Regions from separate parts of the Mus musculus genome. Here region 2 is linked to region 1. The links are chromatin loops, found by intact Hi-C in ENCODE. Cell type or tissue: left cerebral cortex. All regions are shown on one strand. Each heading gives the region's core, and the rest is flanking DNA. Links, peaks and the distances in the headings are about the cores only.

The links. Hi-C counts contacts between places; a loop is a spot of excess contacts. Peaks named below come from ENCODE experiments on the same cell type or tissue, not always from the same donor. Only the 100,000 strongest peaks of a DNase experiment are listed, where the experiment ranks them.
Region 2: it touches region 1 in a loop (8-fold over the local background); 2 of 42 quality-filtered maps call a loop at or near these places.

Annotation. Positions count from the first base shown.
Region 1 is chr6:39,806,568-39,814,903 of GRCm38, forward strand. It overlaps Mrps33 (mitochondrial ribosomal protein S33), which reads right to left and starts at 4,369. Exons shown (of 3, transcript NM_010270.2): 1 at 4,297-4,369. In left cerebral cortex, for the core only: a CTCF peak has its summit at 4,468 (motif pointing left); a DNase peak (open chromatin) is centred at 4,406; H3K4me3 peaks cover 1,642 bases; H3K27ac peaks cover 1,011 bases.
Region 2 is chr6:39,720,658-39,728,993 of GRCm38, forward strand. Braf (Braf transforming gene) reads right to left here and starts at 4,806. Exons shown (of 22, transcript NM_139294.5): 1 at 4,450-4,806. The coding sequence starts at 4,638. In left cerebral cortex, for the core only: a CTCF peak has its summit at 4,945; DNase peaks (open chromatin) are centred at 4,410 and 4,970; H3K4me3 peaks cover 2,248 bases; H3K27ac peaks cover 1,229 bases.

The sequences.
Region 1 (8,336 bases), core at 110-8,109:
CTTCTGGCCTCTGTGGGCACTGCACACACAAACGGCATGCATTCACACAGGCATAGAGACACAGACACACACAATAAAAAGTAAAAAAAAAAAAATGTCTGGTGGTGATGGCACACGGCTTTAATCCCAACACTTGGGAGGCAGAGACAGGAGGATCTGAGTTCGAGGCCAGCCTGGTCTACAGAGTGAGTTCTAGGGCAGCCAGGGCTACACAGAGAAACCCTGTCTCAGAAAAAAAAAAAAAAAAAAAAAACAAAAAAATAGTAAAACAAAACAAAACAAAACAAAAAACCTTTACGACCACTACCACCCAAAACAATGCTTCTGGTAGAATAACTGTACCATCTCATTCTAGGTCAGTCGTATGCGCTATTGTTGGCAGCACATACCAGTTTATGTGAAATTTTCATGCCGAGATAAGAATCCTTGCTGGCTAAAAGGCTATCTGGGGGGTAGTTTGGTTGAGATGTGGAGGAGCTAGCTTTTAAATGTAAAAAAGGCATAAATCTATCTTGAAAAAGCGAATGGGAGAACTAACCCAAAACCTAATGAGAAGGCGCTAACGTAGAACAGCTCTTTCTTCAGAGTTCTGCACTCTACCCTTGCAAAGCAAAGTATGCTTCCATCAAACTAATACTTCAAAAATAGAAATGCCGGGAGAGCGTGGGAGGAAACAAGAATGCCAATAAAATGCCACCTGCAGAGAAGAGGTTCCCACACATCTGCTAAAAGACAAGACTAGGTAGAGGGCACCTGATGCATTGCAAAACAGTGCTTGGATGAGCAGAGTTTTAATGCTATTTCAACATCCAGAGACAGAACAGAGGTTGACCTTAGAGCAACTAATAATGTCAAACCATTATTACTCTGAATGCCAACTAGATGATCTTGGGCCAGCAGTGCCACCCAAAGGCTAGCCAGGGGAGAAGACTCACGGTCTCGTTCAAACCAATCTGGGCTACCATAGCTTTCTTTGCTCTTCCCCTTTTACATCCTGCAATCCAGGGTGGACTGTGTGGATGCAGATGGGTTTGGGCTGATATCATCAGAATGGAGGTTTCATTTTTTTTTTTTTTTTTTTAAAGATTTATTTATTTATTATATGTAAGTACACTGTAGCTGCCCTCAGACACTCCAGGAGAGGGAGTCAGATCTCGTTATGGATGGTTGTGAGCCACCATGTGGTTGCTGGGATTTGAACTCCTGACCTTCGGAAGAGCAGTCGGGTGCTCTTACCCACTGAGCCATCTCATCAGCCCGAGGTTTCATTTTTTATCAGTTTACATCTAAGGAGAATATAACAGTGTCATAACCCTTCCAGGGCCATTAGATGTCCACACGTCTTCAGAAGCAGCCATGTTTCTATGTATGTTTTAAACACCACCACCACCACCACCACCACCACCACCACCACCACAAATAACAACGAAAAAACCTCTCTTGAAACCTTGACTTTTTCCAAACACAAGTTTAAACAAACTTTTTCCTCCATTCATTTTGTCCTCTTTTTACTTAGTTACTAGTATAGCATCGGAATAGATTTTTCACTGTAATTGCCTAGCATTTCCAGAGATACGTTAAAGCAGGCTGGGAACTATCATTTGCTACAACATCTAAAGGAAAATACATCTTGAATTCCCAATCACTTTCTTCTTAAATAGAGCCTACAGGATGAGACCTGGCTTTGTATCCTGGCTCTGTCATTTGATCTATTCTGAACTCTGCCTGTCTAAATTCTAATTTCCATCTTTCTGAAATTCAAGACTGCAGGGATACTGTGAGACGTCAGGAGAGCAGTGGCACCCAGTAAATGGTAACCCACAGAAGGAACAACCCTAAACCCCTCTGATAGCTTGGTGCTCGTGGGTTCAGTGAATAGTGTTCATTTGTTGACTCCTTTGAGTGCACAATTACACAGTTACTCCTGCGCCTCCCTGAAATGATACCCTCATTTACAAAGCCTGACGAGGGGAACGGGGGCAGCCAGAACCTTGGTAACCTGACAGGCAGGAAGGAGAGGAAGCCTGTAGACAGCAGCTATGCTAAGGTAACTCCATAGCCACTTTGCAGTGTAGCACACAGGTGGGATATATAATCAGCCGTAAGATCTGATTAGACTCCATGGCAACACAGACCACAAAAGCCAAGTCTTAAAATGACAGCCTTCTCTCTCTTATGACAAAGAGAGAGAATAATCCTCTTTAGACCCGAGTCCCTGACTCAGCCCTACTCCCAGCATGGTGGCTTTAGCTTAACTAACACACACACACACACACACACACACACACACACACACACACACACACACGATGTACTTTTTAAAAAAGCTTCAAAAATTGCATTCGTTTATTTTGTGCTGGTATGTATGTATGTATATATGGACACACATGTGCTACAATACACAGGTGGAGGTATGAGGACATTTAATCGTCCCTAGTCATTAGGGTTGACTGCAGTGTCTTTGTCCATTGAGCCATCTCACTGGTCTGTTAAACTTTAAGTATAAACAACACATAAATAAACCAACAGAGGTCAGTTGTGGCCTTCAAACCTGGCACTTCAAAGCACAGGCTAGTGGTTCTCTGTGCGTTCAAGACCAGTCTTGTTCTAAGTGAAATTTTAGGCAAGCCAGGGCTACATGGTGAGACCCTGTCTCACCACAAAAACACAGGCTAAAATGCCTGCTTTCTGTAACTGGTCCTAGGGCGGATGCATTGCTACCTCCCTTCTCCCTTCTTTAACTTAAAAAAAAAAAAAAAAGAAGAGGCTGGAAAGATGGCTTAGCAGTTTAGGTGCTTGTCACCAGGCCTGCCATCTGACTGTGATCTCTGGGACTCCCCTAAGGTGACCTCTGCATGCCTGAGCACACACACATACATGTAAAGGGCTATTTAAAAATTTAGGACGTTTTGAGATTTCAGTATGCTTTCCTAAAGGATTTCAATTTTATGAAAGAATATAACCTTTTAAATTATATAACATTAAGTCAAATGATTTACATGCCAATTAGATTTCAATTCACATAAAATTATCCTAGGAGTTACACAATAGGGTAAAAATTAAAAACAAACAAACAAAAGTTATTTGTGGGTGGGTCTGTGTGACTATGTTCCCAGGGAGGCAAGATGGAGAGGGTTCCCCTAGACCAGTAGTTCTCAATCTTCCTAATGCGGCGTTCCTTTAATACAGTTCCTTATGTCGTGCTGACCCCTCTACCATAAAATTATTTCATTTCTACTTCATAACTGCAGTTCTGCTATTGTTATGAATTTATGAATTGTAATGTAAATATCTGATATGCAGGATATCTGATATGTGACTCACAGGTTGAGAACCTCTGCCCTATAATGGTGTTATACGTGGTTGTGAGTTATCTGACTAGAAACTCAACCTGGATCCTGCAAGAGCAATATGCTCTATTAACTACTGAGCCATCTCTTCAGCCTCACAAATTAGTTCCTTTGAAATATCATGTTTCTTTAAATGTGAATGAAAGAAAAATACAGGTGAAAATAACCGTTGAAAATGAGAAGCAAAACCAAATTACTTAAATATGTCAAGCAAAACACATAAAGCCCACATCTGAAAATTCAGAACTCTTTTTTCCCCTTTTGGCATAAAAAGATAAGTTTATCTTTCTCATGGATCTATTTATTTAAAATGCTTGCAGGTACACTTGTGTGGGTATAAGTGTAGGTCAATTATCAACATCAGGAGTACAATTTACCTTATTATTTGAGTTTCGACTGACAAGGAAAGCTGAAGGCATAGTGCCTGCCTAATCACGACCCAAGGAATGCATACGAGTTGTTACTGAGAAGCAACGTGCTCAGAGCATTTAAAAACTGGTACCAATTATTTTACTGGGTCACAGGGCATGAACCCCTCCGAACAGATAACTTTATTTTTTTTTTTTTGTTCAGCATGCACAACTCATACTCTCCGCTGTCTGATTCGCGCACTCCTCCGGCGCTGGAAGCTGTAGTAGAGTCATTCATTTTCCCAAGCATCATCTAAACTGCATTTTAAATAACAATCAACAAATATCGCCGGCGCATCCCACACAAAACTGAGTGCGAGGGCGGGCTCACTAGGAGAAAGGAAGTGCGTTTTTGGTTTGTTCAGTTCCCCACAGGATAAGGGGAAAGCCTCGGGTGTTTGTGGGGTACACGTGGAAGCTCCAGGAAGGCCCCTAACTGACTCGACTGGATCTGGCAATTCCACCAGGTTAGGGACCCGGGTCCGCCCGCACCGCCGCCGCCCTCTGCTGTGACCCCAGCGCTCCGCTTGCCTTACCTGCTCCTGACCTCGCGCACGCGCGTCCCCGGAAGGCCCGCCCCCCTTTACTTGCTTCCCAGCTCCAGAGAGCAGGAGAGAGGCGGAAGCTTGATGGCTAGAGCGGAGTCGGCGGACAACCCGGAACTACTCTCACTCCCTGGGGGCGGGACCTCGGGCGACACCTAGCGGCCGCGCTCGCTCTGAGCCCAGGGCCTCCGCCCGCGAGGAAAGCCGGGTTGTGTGGGTGTGGTTCTGAGAGTGGGGGAGCCTTGGCTATCCAGGAAGGTTCTAGAGGGACCACACGCATCATTTTGTCGAGAATAGCCAGAGCTGAGTCCCTCCTCGCTGAAGCTCCTTGCTCTGTGATAATAGAATGAAATGCAGTATTTTTCCTTTGTCTTCACGTTTCATTTTTCTTTTCATTAGAGCTTATGCTCTTTGCGTTCCAAAGATACTTGATGCTAGCTCAGAGTCTTTCTGACCGTGTTGGGTTCCTATCAATCAAGGAGTTGAGCTGTGGTTCTCTTTTCGGGGTACAGGGATAGAACTCTTGGATAGGAGATAGACAGGAGCAGTAACACAGAGAAATTGTGTTTTGGAAGATAGCCTAAGTTCTGCTTCTCTTTGTACATTTGGATAAGCTAGTGTAAAACTCTGTCCCCAGCCTTTTTCTTTTCTTTTCTTTTTTTGTTTTGTTTTGTTTGTTGAGACAGGGTTTCTCTATGTAGCATTGGCTGTCTTGGAACTCACCGTGTAGACCAGGCTGGCCTCAAACTCAGAGACCCATCTGCCTCTGCCTCCTGAGTGCTGGGATTAAAGGTACACACCTGGGCCGTCAATCCCAGACTCAAACTTTTATGATAAACTCTCAATTGTTTTTTAAAAGCAAGATGTCTTAATTGTGGAGCAAGAAAATATCGTAACGGACAGTATGAGATCAATCATGAGATCTTGAGCAATCTCAAAAGAAATCAGATATGTGGGCCAAGAAAACTGCAGCTTTATCTGCGCAGCTGTGTCAGCTGCGGGTCAGAGTGCCCTTTACCGTTGACTGTCCTTGGGAATGAAGATAGGTTGCTCATACCGCATCAACAACTAAGGTACCGGGGTATTTGCCTACGTGTGCACCAGTGAAGGGTCAGCATCCTGCAGAGACCATGACTTCATTACGATATTATTTTCATTGTGGGCTTGGCCAGGATAAGCTTTTCTAGAGGATCCTGAGAAGAAATATCCTTCAAAAGTGATCTGACCCACCGTGACTTAGGAAAGAAAAAGGCTCGCCCTACTCTATCACTATGACACCCACTTTATAAATGTAAGAATTAAAAAAAAAATACGACGGGGAATCTACTGTGCTCTTGCCCTTCTCTTTGGAACAGCTCACTCCTTGAAATCTTCGCTTGCTTTGTTAGATAAACTGCTTACACTGTGTGTCTCCTCTGAATTTCTTCCTTGAAAAAACAAGAGCTGAGAGACCGCCTCTCATAAAAAAGGCATGTCTCCTCGGCAAGCCTTTCACTGACAACAGAAACACTATCAGTATTTCGCTCCTTGCAAAATCTGCTTTCAATAGAGCCACCTTTTATAGGGATTACTATACAGTGCCTATTGAGTGCTTGGTAGGTCGATTGAGAAACGAGTGCTTATTTTCTGAGCATTAATCAAAGTCTTACATAAATACAGTAAAATAGATTTTAGAATTGAGGCAAGTCAGCAGCAAGTTCTATATCTAGAGGAGGGCATTCAATTGACATTGTCTTTGCTCCTATAGAATTTGTGTTTGCCAAGTTTTAATATGTTATCAACTCACATTATAGTATGCAATCTTATTAACATTTACACCAAGGCTGTTAAAGTCCTATGCATAACTACAGCCACCTACCCCAGTGTCCTAGGCGGCAACAGTCCTTGGAGAACTTTCACTTGTGTTTTCTGTTTCTGGAGGTTTGGGTTGTTTTTAAACCAATGTTTTATAAACATGAAGACCTCTATTCTAGTTTGCCTCCCTGTTGCTGTGATGAAACACTGACCAAAAACTACCTGGGGAAGCAAACTTTATTTGGCTTACAGCTTACATTCTATCATTTGGAGAGACCAAGGCAGGGCTCAAGACAGGAACTGAATCAGAGACCATGGAGGAACACTGCTTACTGGCTTGCTCCCATGACTTGTCCAGCTTGCTTTCTTCTATAACCCAGGACAACTTGCACAGGAATGACACAGCCCACAGGGGGCTTAACACTCCCAAATTAGTTATTAATCAAGAGAATGTCCCACAATTTCATGGAGGCAATTATTCAAAAGTTATGCCTTCCTGGGACACTCTATGTCAAATTGATAAAAACTAACCAGCAATGATTCCTTTTTGTATTGGCTGCTAGCTTTAAAGCAAAATTTGTAATTGACTCATGGTGTGAAATATTCTATATGTGTGTGTGTGTGTGTGTGTGTATATCCCCTATATATGGGTTGATAACATACAAAAACTTGGCAAACACAAATTCTATAGGAGCAAAGACAATGTCAATTGAATACCCTCCTCTAGATATAGAACTCACTGCTGATTTTAGAATAGATTCTAGAATCTATTTTAGTGTAAGGCCTTGATAAATGCGCAGAATAAAGTACTTGTTTCTCAATCGACCTACCAAGCATTCAATAAGTGCTATATAGCAATCCCTATAAAAGGTGGCACTACTGAAACTATACATGGGGAGTTGGTTCCAAGACATGCTTCATGGACATCATAATCTATGGGTGCTCAACACATAGATTTGAATATAATACATGCACAGCTTATGATATACTTTAAATTATTTCTAGGTTAATAATGATACATATGTAAAAGATACATGAATAGTTGTTATACTATATTGGTAAGGGACTAGTGACAAGAGAAAAAAATGTCTGCCCATATTTACTCCAGATGCAAGTTTTCCCCCAAATGTTATTATTGATCTATGATTAAATGAATCTATGTATGGAAACCCACAGACACTGAGGGCCTGGTGGATTTGTATACTGCTTGTTGGTTCTACTTTGTATGTTTTTTTAAAAAAATAATTTTAATAGATTTGCTATATGTAAAAGAAAGTTGGTTTTAATTGTGTGTGTGTCTGTGTTTGTCTCTGTGTAGTTATGTTAATGTGAGGGCAAGTGCCCATAGAGGCCAGAAGAGACTGTCATATCCCCTGGAGGTGAAGCTGTAGGTGTTTGTCAGCCATCTGACACGGGTGCTGGGAACTGAATTTGGGTCCTATTCAAGAGCAGGATGTGTTTATAACTGCTTATCCCTTTCTTTGCTGATTTATGTTATTAGTATATTTTGTGAATATTTATAGATCACATATTTCCTTCCTTCATTTTTTAAGACATGGTCTCCCTATGTAGCTTTGGTTTACAAGGAATTTGCTATGTAGATCATGTTGGCCTTAGGCCCACAGAGACCCACCTGTCTCTACCTCCTGAGTGATGTGATTAAAGGCATGTTTCATCATGCCTGGCAATAAATCTTTATTAAAACACAGCTAGGTATATGTCTTAGTTTGTGTTCCATTGCTGTGAAGAGACACCATGACCAAGGCAACTCTTTATAAAGGACAACAGTTAATTGGGGCTGGCTTACAGTTTCAGAGGTTCAGTCCATTGTTATCATGGTGGGAAGCAAGACAGGGGTCCAGGCAGAAATGGAGCTGGAGAAGGAGCCTACAGTTTTACATCTGGATCCGAATGCAGTCAGGAGAAGATGGACTCTTCTTTACTGGGTGGAACTTGAGCATAGAACCTCAAAGCCCACCACCACAGTAACACACTTCCTTCAATAAGGCCACACTTACTTCAACAAGGCCACACCTCCTAATAGTGCCTGTACTGGCTAGTTTTGTGTCAACTTGACACAGCTGGAGTTATCACAGAGAAAGGAGCTTCAGTTGAGAAAATGCCTCTATGAGAACCAACTGTAAGGCATTTTCTCAATTAGTGATCAAGGGGGGAAGGCCCCTAGTGGGTGGGACCATCTCTGGGCTGGTAGTCTTGGGTTCTATAAGAGAGCAGGC
Region 2 (8,336 bases), core at 225-8,224, 86 kb before region 1:
GAGGAAAGAATACGGGACTGCAAACAATTTAACTTTTGAGGAAGGCAAAATCTAGCAAGAGCTGCTGACAAAAAGGCTTATCCTAACAGGAATCCAGGAATAGGAGCAAACAAGATTTCTAAAACGAAGGGGATTATGGCAAGAGGTTCACGAAGTACTCACTTAAATCAATATTAAGTTGTCAACGAAACAAAACACATTTCTGCAGCTCTAAAGGAGAAAACACGTTTATGATTGGAGATAAAGGGGAAAGAAGAATGAGCAGGCGCTCGGCTCCATTGTGTGACTTGGTAGGTAACAAGCCTTAGAAAACACCAGAGCACAGTGAAAGCAACACGGACTTTCTTCTTTGTCACTGAGAACATGGCTTTTCAGCTGCCATTAGACTATTTGTCCTGATCGTAAAACGGTGGAGAGAAAAACAAGCAGAGTCTGATTGCTCTCGTCTGCTGTACTACTGTAATCTTTCTGGCCTCCAAACACAATTAAATCAAATCTGCAATTACATTTAAGACATTCCATAATCCAAGTGTCCAGTCCAACATTCCTTTTGGTCGACTTAAAATAGATTGCCAGCATATATAAGCAACTGATACAAGATAACTCTTTTTAAATAAAAGGGTGAATGGATGCCTAAAGGAAGGTGTTAAGTCAGGAAAAAGAAATGGGTTCAGAAAGGAAGGAACACAGCCATGCTGAAGACAGCCAAGCCACTTCATAGCTTCCCCCTCCAAAGGAAATCTTTGCATATACCTAGACAAGTATTAATAGCAACAGCTAAAATTTACTGTGCACACACACACCTTCTTACCTTAGTGAGAATACCACTTTCCAGAGGTATGATGCAATCTAACCTGGCAGGGTTCACAAAGATGTATTTTAATACAGTGGGCCTCATTATAAAGTAGATCCCATCCTAGAATATTCCCTAGCCAATGCATTATTATAATTATACAGCTTAGCCAAGGCTGGCTAAGAGATCTTGAAAACAAAAAATAATACAGTTGCAATTGCATTACAGTTTTAAGAAACTCTCTTCTCTGAAAACACAGCATGAAAGGCACAGGTAATAAATATCACACCCTTGTATCACACATTTTAAATAATACATACATTATTAACCATCTGGTAATATTATACCATGTGCCATGCCTTACCATATAGTCACAAAAAAGTACCATCAAGGAAATATAAATGGTCAGAATTAAATGCTTAACAGTAAGATTATAAGATACTGAATAAACATTTAGTAAACTCTTGTTATTTATCAGAATATTTTATTTTGGAAACCTATATAGTAATACAAATAGGCCATGAAATCTGTTTATTCTCGAACATAATTTTACATACAAATGTCTACATTCTATGTCGAAGATGCTTGATAACAGCAACTAAAAATAATAATAACCTAATGTCCAAAAAAGTTATCAGTTAAATGATACTTTATGTAGGGACACATAAGTTTTGCTGTACTATTGTTTCAAAAGTTACAAGTCTATATATAAAATGCATTGTGCAAGCACTAGTTGTAATACATGCAAATATTTATAGCAATTATATATTATGGGCACTTTTTGTACTTTTTCCCTAATTTTTCAATAATGGATATGTTTTCCTTTTGTAATTACTTTTTGGTACAGCTGAAATTTCTCTTTGACAAACTTTTTTAAACCCAGGTAAGATAAAAATGTATAATAAAATGTCATTAAACACATTCACAGATTTTCATCTTTCCATCTACTTTAGTAACTAAAGATATTCCTTTAAGTTCATAATAAAAGACAATTAATTAAAAGACCACAGGATACTTCAGTTTCCTCTGAGTTGATGTTAACTTTAAACTTGTTGGGTAGAGGGCACATGCTAGTAATTCCAGCCTTAAGAAGTGGCAGAAGGATCAGAAGTTTTAACTACAGCCTCAGCCACACAGAGTTTCTGACAAGCCTGGGCTCCACCATACTACTTTCCGGAAGAATTTATTTTGTTATGTATATTTGTCATATTTTCTCTTTTTATAGCATCATCAAACATTAAACCCTGGGAAGGGGGCAATGGGAAACATCTGCTTTTAACTAAATAAAGAATACAGTTTCAGGAGATACAAACATGCCTTCAGTTATTGGTGATTTAATTTAACTTCATCTAGCCTAGAGGTCCTCAGGCAGTGTGGTCCATGGGGATTGCCTAGAAAGTGTCAAACAGAAAGTAACAACCCTAATACTCACTACTTCAGAAAGAAGACAGGAGGGGCCAAGGTAAGGGACCCACCCCAGTGCTCTAGCTCTCCCAAGTAAATAGCAAAATCTTCCAAACAGAAATGCCAACTGTCCTAATACCCTGACGCAAAGTTCTCAAGTCAGTGTCACATCCCAGAATTATCCTTGTCTAACTCCATCCATCAACCTGCCCATACTTGGATCCTGGTCCTCACACATCTATACAGTTCAAGACAACCAAGCATGTGCAGCATAGTAAAACCCAGAGACACCTGTGCCTAGTAAGACAAAGGCATATCCGATTCCTGGAGAAAATAGACGGCAGATGTGACCCCTAGCATTTCTCCATTAAAAACAATGTATCCTAAAAATAAATTTCCATGTCAACGGAACAAAGTTGTTTATAAATAAGATGGAATGTGGAGGTGTGGGGAAGACAAGAGGAAGTGTCAGCAAGTGAAGTACCAAAAGCCAGGAAACAAGACGGAATGGATGGTAACTAGGGATAAGGGAGCTAGGAAAGGGATGAGGGAAAGAGTGTTATCCTTAGACTGGAGAAGAAGCCGAGGGAAATAAATGCAAATGGAAACTGACCTGAGCATGAATTCAAGTGGTACGTTGGAATTATTTCAAATTAAGAAATAAGAAAAAAAAAAAACTGTGAGAAATGTAGGGTGGCTCAAATGATGGTACTGAACACATTCTGGGTAGAGATGGTATCAAAAGATGGAAAACAAACATTATTGCAAACAGACTGCTAACGATAGATGGAGAGTGGAGGATGAACATCCCAAGTAAATATAATGAAGCAGGAAAAAGAACACTGTAGAGATAAGGAGGTAGTACGAGAACTGGGAAACTTAAGTAGCAAGTTTATCTTTAAACAAAATTTATCTTCAAGTAAAATCAACAGAAACAAGTCACTCTCGACAACTGTTTGTAAAATACCGTATTCTAGCCAATTGTTTGTAAGATATGGTATTGTTTATGCGATACAGTGCCCAAATGGTAAATGTAGTAAGTTTTACATACAGAGAAAAGAGAATAAATTAGGTAATTTGACAATGTAATAAGTTGAATGATACAAGGACTACCAAAAGCCAAGTACTAAAGACTGGTAAACACGAAAGATGGGACGAAAATGGGAGCGAGCCAGATCACTTAAACCCACTAAAAACAAGCTAGCACGCAAGCAAGCAAGCAAACAAACAAACAAACAAACAAACCCACGAAGGATATCAACTGAGGTGTGTATGTGCACTGAAAGACTAACCCAAACTGCCAGCAGTGCAAGGGAGCAAAGGGCCAAGTGAAACCTGATGGAATCTTGACAGCTTTGGGGTTCAGGGAGTGAATAGCTTGCAAAGTGTCCAAAAGGATTTGTGAAGATAACAACGGATTACAAGGTGACGGTGCAGTGGAATGAAGTAGAGGCACTCAAGGGGACTAGGGCAAGAGAAGAGCAAAAATGCTCTTCCGTGGAAACTAAGGTTAGAAGCAAGTAGGTACAGTTGAGAAATGAGCGGGGTGGTGGATGAGGATAGAGGTTTACGGGTCAGCAAGGGAGCACTGACAAACAGTATTATTCGGGGATCAGAGACCAGGATGGGAAAAGCTTCGGAACAGTAAAATTTGGGGCTGAAAAAGTAAAGACTACACCAAAAAAAAAAATCATCCCCTGGGCAAAAACCGGTCAAAAGAAAAATCCCCCAAACAAGTAGCAAAGTGGGAAGGGGACAAGGGCCTGCAAAGGGAAGATAGTGAGGAGAGTGGAAAGATGCGCTCCGTCATCCCCAGGATCAGGGAGTAATCGCACACGGCGGTTCCTAGGGCTAGGGGACCAAGGGGTACTGCCCTGGCCACTAAGCTCCATCCTCGACGCCGTCCCTGCCGGCTAGCAAAAAGGAAAACATCTCAGGGATGCAGGGCTGGAAGCCTCAGCCAGGCGTGACCTTCTCCAACCCAGAGTTTCGCCCCCTCTGAAAAGGCTCCAGCTCTGCCCCCACTGCCCCAATCCCATCTGGGTGGGGGCCGGGGAACCCCCCTGGGCCATCGTGTGTGTTTACGTAGCGAGGAGCTACAAGACAGAGGGGGACACTCGGCCGATAACCACCTCCCCGCCGGCTACCAAGCACTGCCGGGGCTCCTTCTGCTGCCTCGGTCCCTCGCATAAACACTGGCCCGCCGAGCCCCTGACGCGCGAGCACTGGGGGGGGATGGCGCCGCCACTCACCTCTTCAGGAATGGCCGGGTCCGCAGCCGAAGAGGCCGCGGCGCCAGCGCCGGCCTCCGGCTCCATGTCGCCATTGAACAGAGCCTGGCCCTGCTCGGCGCCGCCGCCGCCGTCGCCACCGCCACCGCCGCCGCCACCGCCGCCGCCGCCACCGCTGCTGCTGCCACCGCCGCCACTCAGCGCCGCCATCTTCGAAGCGCGAGCCGGGCCGAGCGGCCGCCGCGGGGCGGGGAGGGGGAAGGGAGGCGCAGGGCGGGCGGAGGCGGGCGCGGAGGCGCGGGGGGCGTGGGCGGAGCGGCCGGGGCGGAGGCCACCTCTGGAACCCGCCGGCGGCCCCGGCGCAGCCGAGCCTGAGGGGATTTGGGGGGGGGAGGGGGCGGAGACGACGAGGAGTCGCCGCGGCAACGGCGTCACCCGCATGTCACGGTCGTGACGTCACCTGGGTGCGTGACGTCATCCGAGGAGCACCCTCGCGCCGCTGTCGCCAGGGGAGTGTTCCTTCTCCTCCAACCACCCTCGCGCTCACACGTTTCTACCCGCACAGTTTCCATGGCTCCGGCTTCCTATTTTTTCTCAGCCTGTTCTGTCATGTGGGATTTACTAGAAGAGCAGGGGGTGGTGTTTTAAAGAAGTTAAAATCCTAGAGGGAAGAAGGCCGGAAAGTCTGTAGTACTTATTACTGCCGTTACAAAGAAGCTCTGGGTGTCATAAAAATAAGACCTTAAACGCCAAGGTTGAAACATCAGCCAAGCCAAATTTCATAGAACTGTCTTGGAGCAGCTAAATTCTCAGTATGGTGTTTGTATCCTGTCCCTAAAGGACTTGATCTGTTGAAGTATAAATGAAAATCTAAAGCTGGTCTTCAGGGTATTTATTGCCTAGTTTCAGTCATTTACTATCAATTGGCTCCTTCCATGCACTAGGACCTGAGGAGAACACATGACCATTTTAGACATCTTATGCATCATAGCTAATTTTTATTCCAAAGAAAATAATTTAAAATATTTTGTAGATCCTGACTGATCCAAGGCATTCTCTTCAAACTGTATATGAAAAAAAGAATTGGGAGAAGAGAATTAAATCATCTCAGAGAAGCCCAAGTTGCAGAAATTAAACCCAATTTCTTTATGTAAATTACATGGTTAAAGTACGTTTAACCAAAGAAGGAAATAATGGAGAGAGGAAGTGTGTTAAGAAAAAGAGAAAACAGGAGTGAAAAACAGAAGCTACCAACACTATTCAGGAATTTCCAGTTTAACTCTTGAGTTGAGTTGTCTGTGTGTCTGTGTGTGCACTTCTATTAATGGAAAGGGGGATGGTCGCCACCAACCTCTTTATTGCATTTAGGATGAGTTGAAAGGTAGAAAGCTTCTGACAATAGGATGTCTGCCTATTTGGTCTGATCAGCACAGGCCCGGCAACTGATGCTTTGCTTCAAGGTAAGCAGTGCACGTGTGGCTGCTTGGTGAATCAAAGCATTACGTTCTTGTGTATTGAAAAAAAATGCCACCAATCAAATAGCTATTCTGTGTTTGCCAATGACATTGTACATTCTCTTCCAAGCAGGGACATTCCCCTGAGAGCTACATTTAAGTCAGAAGATGATCTGACAGATTCGAGTGAAGGAGATGATCACAGATAGAGACTATATTATCAAGCTATGCTAGTTTAAGGCAGTTTTTAAAAACCATAAATACATAATGTCTAAGCATACTAAAATAGGGCCAACAACCAGGCAAGGGACACTTCCTCCTTGATTTTGTCTGAAACACAACTGTTGGGGTTTTGGGGTATTGTTGTTGTTTGTTGTTGTTGTTTAGTCCCTAACTGTCCAGGTTTACTTTAGGAAATTATTCCCTAAGAATGTATCATTATAACATTTTTTTTTACAACATTAAAATTTCTAAGACATTTCTCTTTTGTTTTGTTTGAGACAGGGTTTCTCTGTGTAACAGCGCTTGGCTGTCCTGGAACTTGATTCCCAGAGATCTGACTACCTCTGCTTCCTGAGTGCTGGGATCAAAGGCATGTACCCCCATGCCCTGCCTCTAAGACATTTTCCATGGTTCCATTTTAAACAACATCCTTATCAGCATCAGTCTATACAGTGATCACGTCTTATGTGATTATTTCTTCACAGGATGGCTGGCCTCATCCATTTAAGATGGATTCTGTTAGTTTCCACTCATTCAATTTTTTTTCCTTGTGTGTTGGTTAGTTTTGTTAACTAATGGTGTTCCTGCTGTATGTGTGTGTGTGTTTCCTCACCCTCAGTAAAGGCCTTTCTTCAACTGCTGATCCTGTCTGCTCCTGCTGGCTATGTTTGAGATTTCTCCACTGCTACCAGACAAGCTTAAGATCTTTCCTGCCTTTTACTCTTTAACTGGCAGAGAAAAGTAAATAAAGACCCCGATTGTTAACATTTTTGAGACCTTGTCCAGGATTTCTGGTCCAGGACCACCAACTCATCAAAGTTGTCACTTAGATGCTGATGTCTAGTGACTTTAACAAATAGAATCTGCATGTCACTCAGATTTGGCCTATGTAGCCCACTTCCATTGGACATTACCTCTGGTACGTGGGCAGAGATGTCTACTGCTGATGATACATCTCTCATGTGACACTTCAAGAATACATACTACCAGCTGAGCACTGGTGGCACATCCCTTTAAACCCCAGCACTCAGGAGGCAGAGCCAAGTGACCTCTCTAAATCAGAGGTTGGTCTGGCCTACAGATTGAGTTCCAGGACAGCCAGGGCTATACAGAGAAACCCTGTCTCAAACAAGACAAAACAAAACAAAAACAAGAAACAAACAAACAAAAAGAATATACAGTATTGCCAAAGGCTGTTTTAGGTTCTAGATCATTGCCAGTGGTTAAGTTTTATCCTGAGCCCTTAGGTCAGGCCTCCTCTGAGGCACTTTGACTGTTGCCCCTCAATTCTCATCCCTTTGGTCAGCTCAAAGCAAGTGAGAAGCCTGTCCCCCAAACCCCTAACAGCAGTTAGGGTGACCTTTCAAAGGACAGCATGAAGGACTAGGAGTTAGACAGAGTCCTTGGTAGGCAGACATATAGGGAGAAGGGCCATGACTAAGTAATAAAGATGTTGAACTTTCAAGATGGCTGGCTTCTTCCTCCTCGCCCTTCTGACCTGAGACAAAAGCATCACAGCTTAAAACAAAGGCCTTGTGGGCCTTTCTCCTGCCAGCATGCCCCACTGCGGATGGACTGGTTTAACAAGTTCAAGGCCAGATCTGGACAGGTTTACACAATAGATGTGGGCCAATCAGCCGCCCCTGTCTTTCTGCAAACTGACCAGCCCTAAGACCTTTCCGAAACTTGAAAAGCCTGAGACCTGAAGAAGACATGGATTTTCAGCTTCTCGAGCCTGGGATCAGTTTTGTGTAAGACATTTTTCTCTATACCTGCTACATATATTTGTCTACTTCCTCTAATAAAAGCTGTTCTTCCTCTGCAATAATACATAATTCGTAAATAATAGCCAGGCTGAGCAAAGCGCGGGAAGCAGAGCCCTGAGCAGCACTCCTTCGTGGTCATCCCGTCTTCCCCTCCAGGTTCCAGCTTGAGTTCTTGCCCGAGCTTCATACACGATGGACTATAACCTAAAAACTAAAATCAACCTTTTCTCCCTAAGTTGCTTTTGTTTGTGGTGTTTATCACAACAATAGAAAGCAAAGTAGGATAGTTGCCTTCAAATTTTAGCTATCCGGTATTTGGGGGGCCATTTGAAAGTCCCATCATTAAAAAAGAAAATAAATAAATAAAAGCAAGCTGGGGGTGGGGGCTTGTACACTAACCTTTAATCTCAGAGATTCCCCCCTGACTGTCCACAGCCAGTACAGTCAGGGCTATGCAGAGAAACCC